Regions from separate parts of the Homo sapiens genome. Here region 2 is linked to region 1. Evidence: chromatin contacts called from ENCODE Hi-C data. All regions are on one chromosome and are shown on one strand. The core of a region is the stretch at or near the end of the contact, and the rest is flanking DNA. Distances in the headings are between cores, read along the strand shown. Region 1 holds the start of AZI2 (5-azacytidine induced 2). Region 2 holds the start of GPD1L (glycerol-3-phosphate dehydrogenase 1 like).

Region 1 (2,861 bases), core at 236-2,735:
TCATTTGTTCTTCATAAGCATTCAGTAAATCTATGTAATACCTCTGAGGTTGTAAAGAATCTCCTCAGATTACAGGTGGAGAAATTGAGACATGAAAACATTAGAAAGTAGGGGAGCCAGAAATGAAAATCAGGCAGCTGACTCCAGAGCCAGCATAACTCTTAGAAACTATGCTTTGGTGCCTTAGAGTATGTATTACACCCATTTCAGAGATAAGGAAAATGAAGAAAAAGTTTAGCCTCTTACCCATTGTCAAGTAAATGGAAAAATCAGCATTCAGATACTGGTGTTCTGACCTAATCCAGTGTCATTTCCCATTATGTTATGCTGTCTCTTTAATATTAAAACCTTCTACTTGCGTAAGATGTCTGGCTTACAAACAATATCACATTAAAATTTGGAAATATCCTGTAAAGGATGCACTGTTCTCAATTTACAGATGATGAAATGATCACAAGATTGGGCAATGAGATATGGCGTTTTTAGAGAAATGAAATTCTGCCTTGAGATCTTGCTCAATCCAATTTGAAATTCCAATCTAAAAACCAAAATGTCTTCTACACATAAGGCGCAAGGGTCAATTTTAATTCTGGTACGTCTGTCTTTGATCACCTTAGCAAATTTCCATCACCTCTTGGAGCAACTGATGGTTTGATTTGTACTAGAGTTTTCGTGGGTATTTTATCTCGCTTTCGAGTATTGGGGTTTCTTTTGTGTAGAGGGTGTCAGCCTACCTTGCACGTAGTAGTAGTTACTCAACAAACAGCCGAAGGCTGGAATGAATACCGTATACAGGTTAGACATTGGAGAAACGACGAATACCTGTTAGCCCTCGATCAAGTGCAGGGGGTCGATATTCACCACTCAGATGCCCCAGGGAGTACCGTCCTAGCCAATGTCCCTCTTTTCTTTCCGATAATTTGTATCGGAAAGAAGCATTTAGCAGTCTCAATGAATGAAAAAAAACTGAAGGCGCCCCAGTAAGAGTACGAAAAGAAAAGGAGTAATTAGAGAAGTGAATGACCAAGAAGGGCCTGGACAGCTGGGGGTGAGGGTGACAGGGGAAAGGGTGTGGACAGCTGGGTGTGGGGGTGACTGGGGAAAGGGATGCCCAGGAGTGGGCCGCTCCCTAGTCAAAGGAGGGGGCGCGGGAGGGAGTGAGAAAAAAATGACGTGTCTTTTTGGACCGGCAACAGCTACGGAGGTTGGCCGCGGCATTGCCCGCATCCCTATCCTCCACCCGTCCCTGGCGAGTCACTCACCCAGAAGCCAGGCTACGTAGGGCCGCCCCCAAGGCCGCCGAGTTTCGATTCCTTAGTGTTTGGAAACGGACCGAAAACAAACCGGGTCGCCAGGGGTCACCACGGGCTTCCGGTTTCTTCGAAGACACCGCCGCTTCCACAGCGAAGGGAGCTGCTCCGGGCACGTCGCGGAGGGAGTCCCATTTCTTCTGACTCGGCAGGAGCCCGGGACGTTCTGGAAGGAGGGACGAGCCGAGGCAGGAGGGGCCGGGCCGACGCGAGAGAAGGCCCGTTACCCAGCAATACGCGCGCGAGACCCAGGCCCGCCGTCGGGACCAGCACGGGCCGGAGGGAGGGGAAGCACTCCGGAAAGTGATTGGAAGTGTGGATGAGCTCTCAGCCGGAAAAGGGGCTGCCGCTGTCCGCGGGCTCGGCGCCAGGGACGCGCGAGGAAACCGGAAGTCAGGCCCGAGGGAGCTGGGAGGGCGTTAGCGAAGCCAGGTTCGGTCGTGGGGGTGGGGAAGTGCAGGAGTGGCGCGCGGCGTACTACATGTCCCGTGAGCCTCCGCGGCGGGACGGGGCGGGGCCGCGGGACGCCAGGAGGCGGAGGCGGAGTGGAGTTAGGTAAGAGCGTTACCAGCCGTCTTGTCTGTTGGGCCGAGGTCCCCCTTCAGGGGCGCCCTCTGGTGCGTCTTTTTCACTCAGTGTCCTTTTGGGGGGTCCCCGGGCCGTGTGGTGCGTGCTGGCTCGGCTCAGTAGCGCTGTTACAGGCTTACGAGCTGACGTGGCTGGGAACTGGGAAGTCTGTTAGAAGCCGTTCCTCTGTAGCCTCTGTTTTCTAAACTACTTGCAAGCCCTCAGGCGATCACTTGAGGCACAAGCTCGACGAATTGCGTAGGGGTCTGTAATTATTCACAAACGACACCACGACTTCTAGCACACTGCTCAATTTATGGAATGAGAGACAGGGAGAAGATGCCAGAGTACTGGAGTTGCGCCCGGCTTCCCTGGAGTTGCCACCACCTTGGTTATTTCTAGATGATAGACCGTCCCTAGCTGTGGAGTCACAAGTAGTTGAATTAATTAGTCATTGAAGGTCGCAGCCAGGTGGAACCCCTGTAACTCTAAGGTATTATTGGTTAAATAAACAAATAAACAAGGAACAATAATTATAGAAAATTTAACGTCACTAACCGCCGATTAGCAATACGGACATTACTCACCACCCCCTTAAAGTAGTATTTTGTCATCTGTCCGCTTAACTATCAGCCCAACTGTCAGCCCAATAGGATGGATTTCACTCAAGGGTTTATATGAAAATTCGTTTTTATTGTTGTTGGTTTTTTTATTGTCTTTTTTGGTTTAGATTTAAGTGAAAATTTATAGCTGTTAGGAACAAAGACCACAAGTTGAAGTTTTATGACATTTCTAAAAATACTTAGAAATCTGTGTTAATGTTATCGTTGAGAAAGGAAACGATTTGCTTCAATTTACTGGGCTGGAGAATGGAAGAGAGCAGTGTTTTTAATATTTTGAGCAAGTATCAGTCCTTAAATTTTTTTATTGCTTCCATGATGCATTTTGAGAATTTTCAATTTAAAACAACCATTAGGTGTATGT
Region 2 (2,861 bases), core at 260-2,759, 3.8 Mb after region 1:
CGTGAGCCACGGCACCCGGCCTAGGCTTAGTTTTTTGTAGGTACTAGAGTATTTGTTTCTTTAGCCAGAATCCACTGATATTTTAGTCTTCTGGTTCTCAATCTTGGCTTGCTTTTGCAACTACCTCTTGAACTTTAAAAAATTCTGCTCCAGCCTGGGCAACAGAAGGAGACTGTCTCAAAAAATATATGTCAATAAGTAAATATCCTGATGCCTGGATCCCACCATGGGACATTCTGATGTAACTGGCCTGCAATGGTGTCTGGGCATGGGGATTTTTAAAAGCCCCAGTGACTAATATGCAGCAGAGTTTGAGAACCACTGGTTTAAAGGACTTTGTCCTACTCTGACAGCGTCTAGCACAGTGCCTGGCAGAGACTGATGCTCAGAATGAACAAACTAAGATTCTATTTGTCAAGGAGGAGAGCATTGTGTTACTCACAAATGCAAACAAACCACAAGCAAGGGATAAGTCAGGCCCTGGGCAAAGACAATGGTAAAGCAATTCCTGCCAAGTAAGCGTGTGAGGGTGACACCCACTGAATGCAAGCTGTTGTTACCTTTTTCCCTTTATTTTTATGTATTTATTTTTTGTTGAGACAGGGTCTCACTGTCCTTCAGTCTGGAGTGCAGTGGCCCTATCCTGGCTCACTGAAGCCTCGACCTCCTGGGCACATGCAATTCTCCCGCCTCAGCCTCCTGAGTAGCTAGGACTATAGGTGCGTGCCACCATGCTTGGCTAATTTTTTAAATTTTTGTACAGAGGGGTGGGGGGTCCTAATTATGTTGCTCAGGCTGGTCTCGAACTCCTGGGCTCAAGTGATCTTCCTGACTCGGCCTCCAAAAGTGCTGGGATTACAGGTGTGAGCCACTGCACCAGGTCAAGTTTCTATCTTGACTCTAACTAGAAAAGGTGTCATCCTTGAAATGCAGGTACTGTTCAGCCAAATTCCAAAGTCCTCTGAAGATCCAAGTTCTCTAAGAAGTTCAGAGGTGCCAGGCTGTGTCTTGTTTGTGCAAATGAAACAGAGGATGACAAGGTCGGGTGGGCATTTCGAGCTCTGCCCCAAGTCTGGTCGGCTTGAGAGTCAACCTAGGAGCCTCTCTCGGCTCCAAATGGCAATGTGGCAGCCCTTCCCGAGTAGGGAAAAAGGAGCGTGTAGGGGGCACCACGGCAAGCTGGTTGGGTCTGCTCCACCCATGAGGATGGAGTGCAGCCTCCACCGGGAACCAGGGGCGCGAGTCGCTGCTCAGTGGCCTGGGCCTGCATGTGGCGCGGCGGGAGCTGCTGCCTAGGGCCGCGCAGCGACGGGGGGTGAGGACTACATGTCCCGACGTGCCTCGGGCAGGGCGGGGCGGTGCCGGAGCCGGGCCTGGAGGCCGGCCGGGGCCAGGCGTGCGCAGTGGTTCTTGGGAGTGGCGAAGCGGGTCCTGCCCCGCTGTCAGCTGCGGCCCCCGGCGCCGGGCGGGGGTGGCCGCGACCATTGGCGGAGAGGCGAAAGGGGCGGGGCCGCCGCCAGCCGCTGCGGGCAAGGCTGAACAGGCGGAGGTGGGCAGCCGGCCAGGGAAGCACGGTCCAGGCGGCTACATTCGGCCCGGCCATGGCAGCGGCGCCCCTGAAAGTGTGCATCGTGGGCTCGGGGAACTGGTGAGCGGCGGCGGGCTGGAGGCCGGGGCTCCGCTTCCAGGAAGCGCCTCTCCCGGGCGGTGAGGGCTGCGCGCCCCATGCTGCGGCGTGGGCACCGGGCACTGCGCGCAGGGAGGCGGGGTGGGCGACCTCGTTGCTGGGCTGGGCACCGTGCGCCCGAGGAGGCCGCACCGGGGCACTCGCTCGGGAGGCGCTGGGCTCGCGTGCGTGCGGGGGACAGCGCGGAGAGAGGGCACCCCGAGCACGCGGGCACCTGTCTGCGCCCCCGTTACTGAGCGCACAGAAGCCACCTGCTTGCCACGCCTGGGTGTTTTGCACAATATCCTAAGGGCGTATTCCGTTCTCCACGGCGGATCTCCTGGGTCAAGGACTTGGTGGAGGCTCGAGCATTCTTACTGCAGTTTCGGTGTTGAGGAAACCGAGGCGGAGAGGGCTAAAGGGCTCTTGCTGCCCAGGTCACGGGCGGGGCATGCTCTGCCCTTCAAGGTGCCCGTCTCGCCCCCGCTTCTGATAGGTCCACTATCTTAGGCGCGTCGTATCAGGAAGAAAATCCAAGTTTCAACAGGCCGCTCTCCCTGAGGCGTTGAGAATTCTCCCTTGCCGAGATGTTTGCGAAGCTTTGCGTCTCTTTGGGGCCTTATTTGACTTTAACATTTTATAGAGCACATTAGAAATGTCAGTTCTTCTAGTACCCTTAATCAAACGTACACTGTGGGATTCTCTGGTGTGTTTGGGTGAATGTAGAGGTGGGGGTGTGAAGGGGGAAGGAAGCAAAGTGTAGCATCTGGTGTTTCCAAGCCTTTTTTCATTGCTGTACACTCTGCCACATTGGAGGGACTGGTGTACAATAGTTAAGAGTGATGATGTCCTTTCAGTGCTTCTGTTTACCGGTTTTTCTGTGGCGTGACAGGCATCAGAAGTGCTGCAGCAGCTGGTCCTAGGTAGTTGGTCTTAGTTTTACTCTTTCAAGACTTGGCCCAGAAAGTACTTATTGAAGGAAACCTTACCTGGTTCTTCACTTTTCCATCCCAGCAAGGCCAGTGGCCTCTCTCTGTGTCCCTATTGCTGGCCTGCATCACTGCATTATAAGGAGTTATTTGATTATCTGTCTCCCAACTTTTGAGAATGGCATCTACCCTAGTGCCTGGCATATGCTAAGTCAATACTAAGACTCTGTTGCAGTGGTGCGATCTTGGCTCACTGCAACCTCCAC

Evidence for each region. Hi-C counts contacts between places; a loop is a spot of excess contacts on that map. Pooled maps may share reads with other maps.
Region 2: a map of CD8-positive, alpha-beta T cell shows a loop between it and region 1 (12-fold over the local background). The contact joins the promoter of GPD1L here to the promoter of AZI2 in region 1. A Hi-C loop is called at or near these places in 3 of 168 maps with a recorded cell type or tissue (CD8-positive, alpha-beta T cell and gastrocnemius medialis) and 20 of 50 pooled maps.

Annotation. Positions count from the first base shown.
Region 1 is chr3:28,347,339-28,350,199 of GRCh38, forward strand. AZI2 (5-azacytidine induced 2) reads right to left here and starts at 1,486. Exons shown (of 8, transcript NM_022461.5): 1 at 1,263-1,486. ZCWPW2 (zinc finger CW-type and PWWP domain containing 2) reads left to right here and starts at 1,383. Exons shown (of 10, transcript NM_001040432.4): 1 at 1,383-1,865. RefSeq lists enhancers at 1,353-1,412, 1,600-2,580, 1,680-1,974, 2,013-2,092.
Region 2 is chr3:32,105,111-32,107,971 of GRCh38, forward strand. GPD1L (glycerol-3-phosphate dehydrogenase 1 like) reads left to right here and starts at 1,510. Exons shown (of 8, transcript NM_015141.4): 1 at 1,510-1,648. The coding sequence starts at 1,602. RefSeq lists silencers at 1,243-1,652, 1,773-1,912.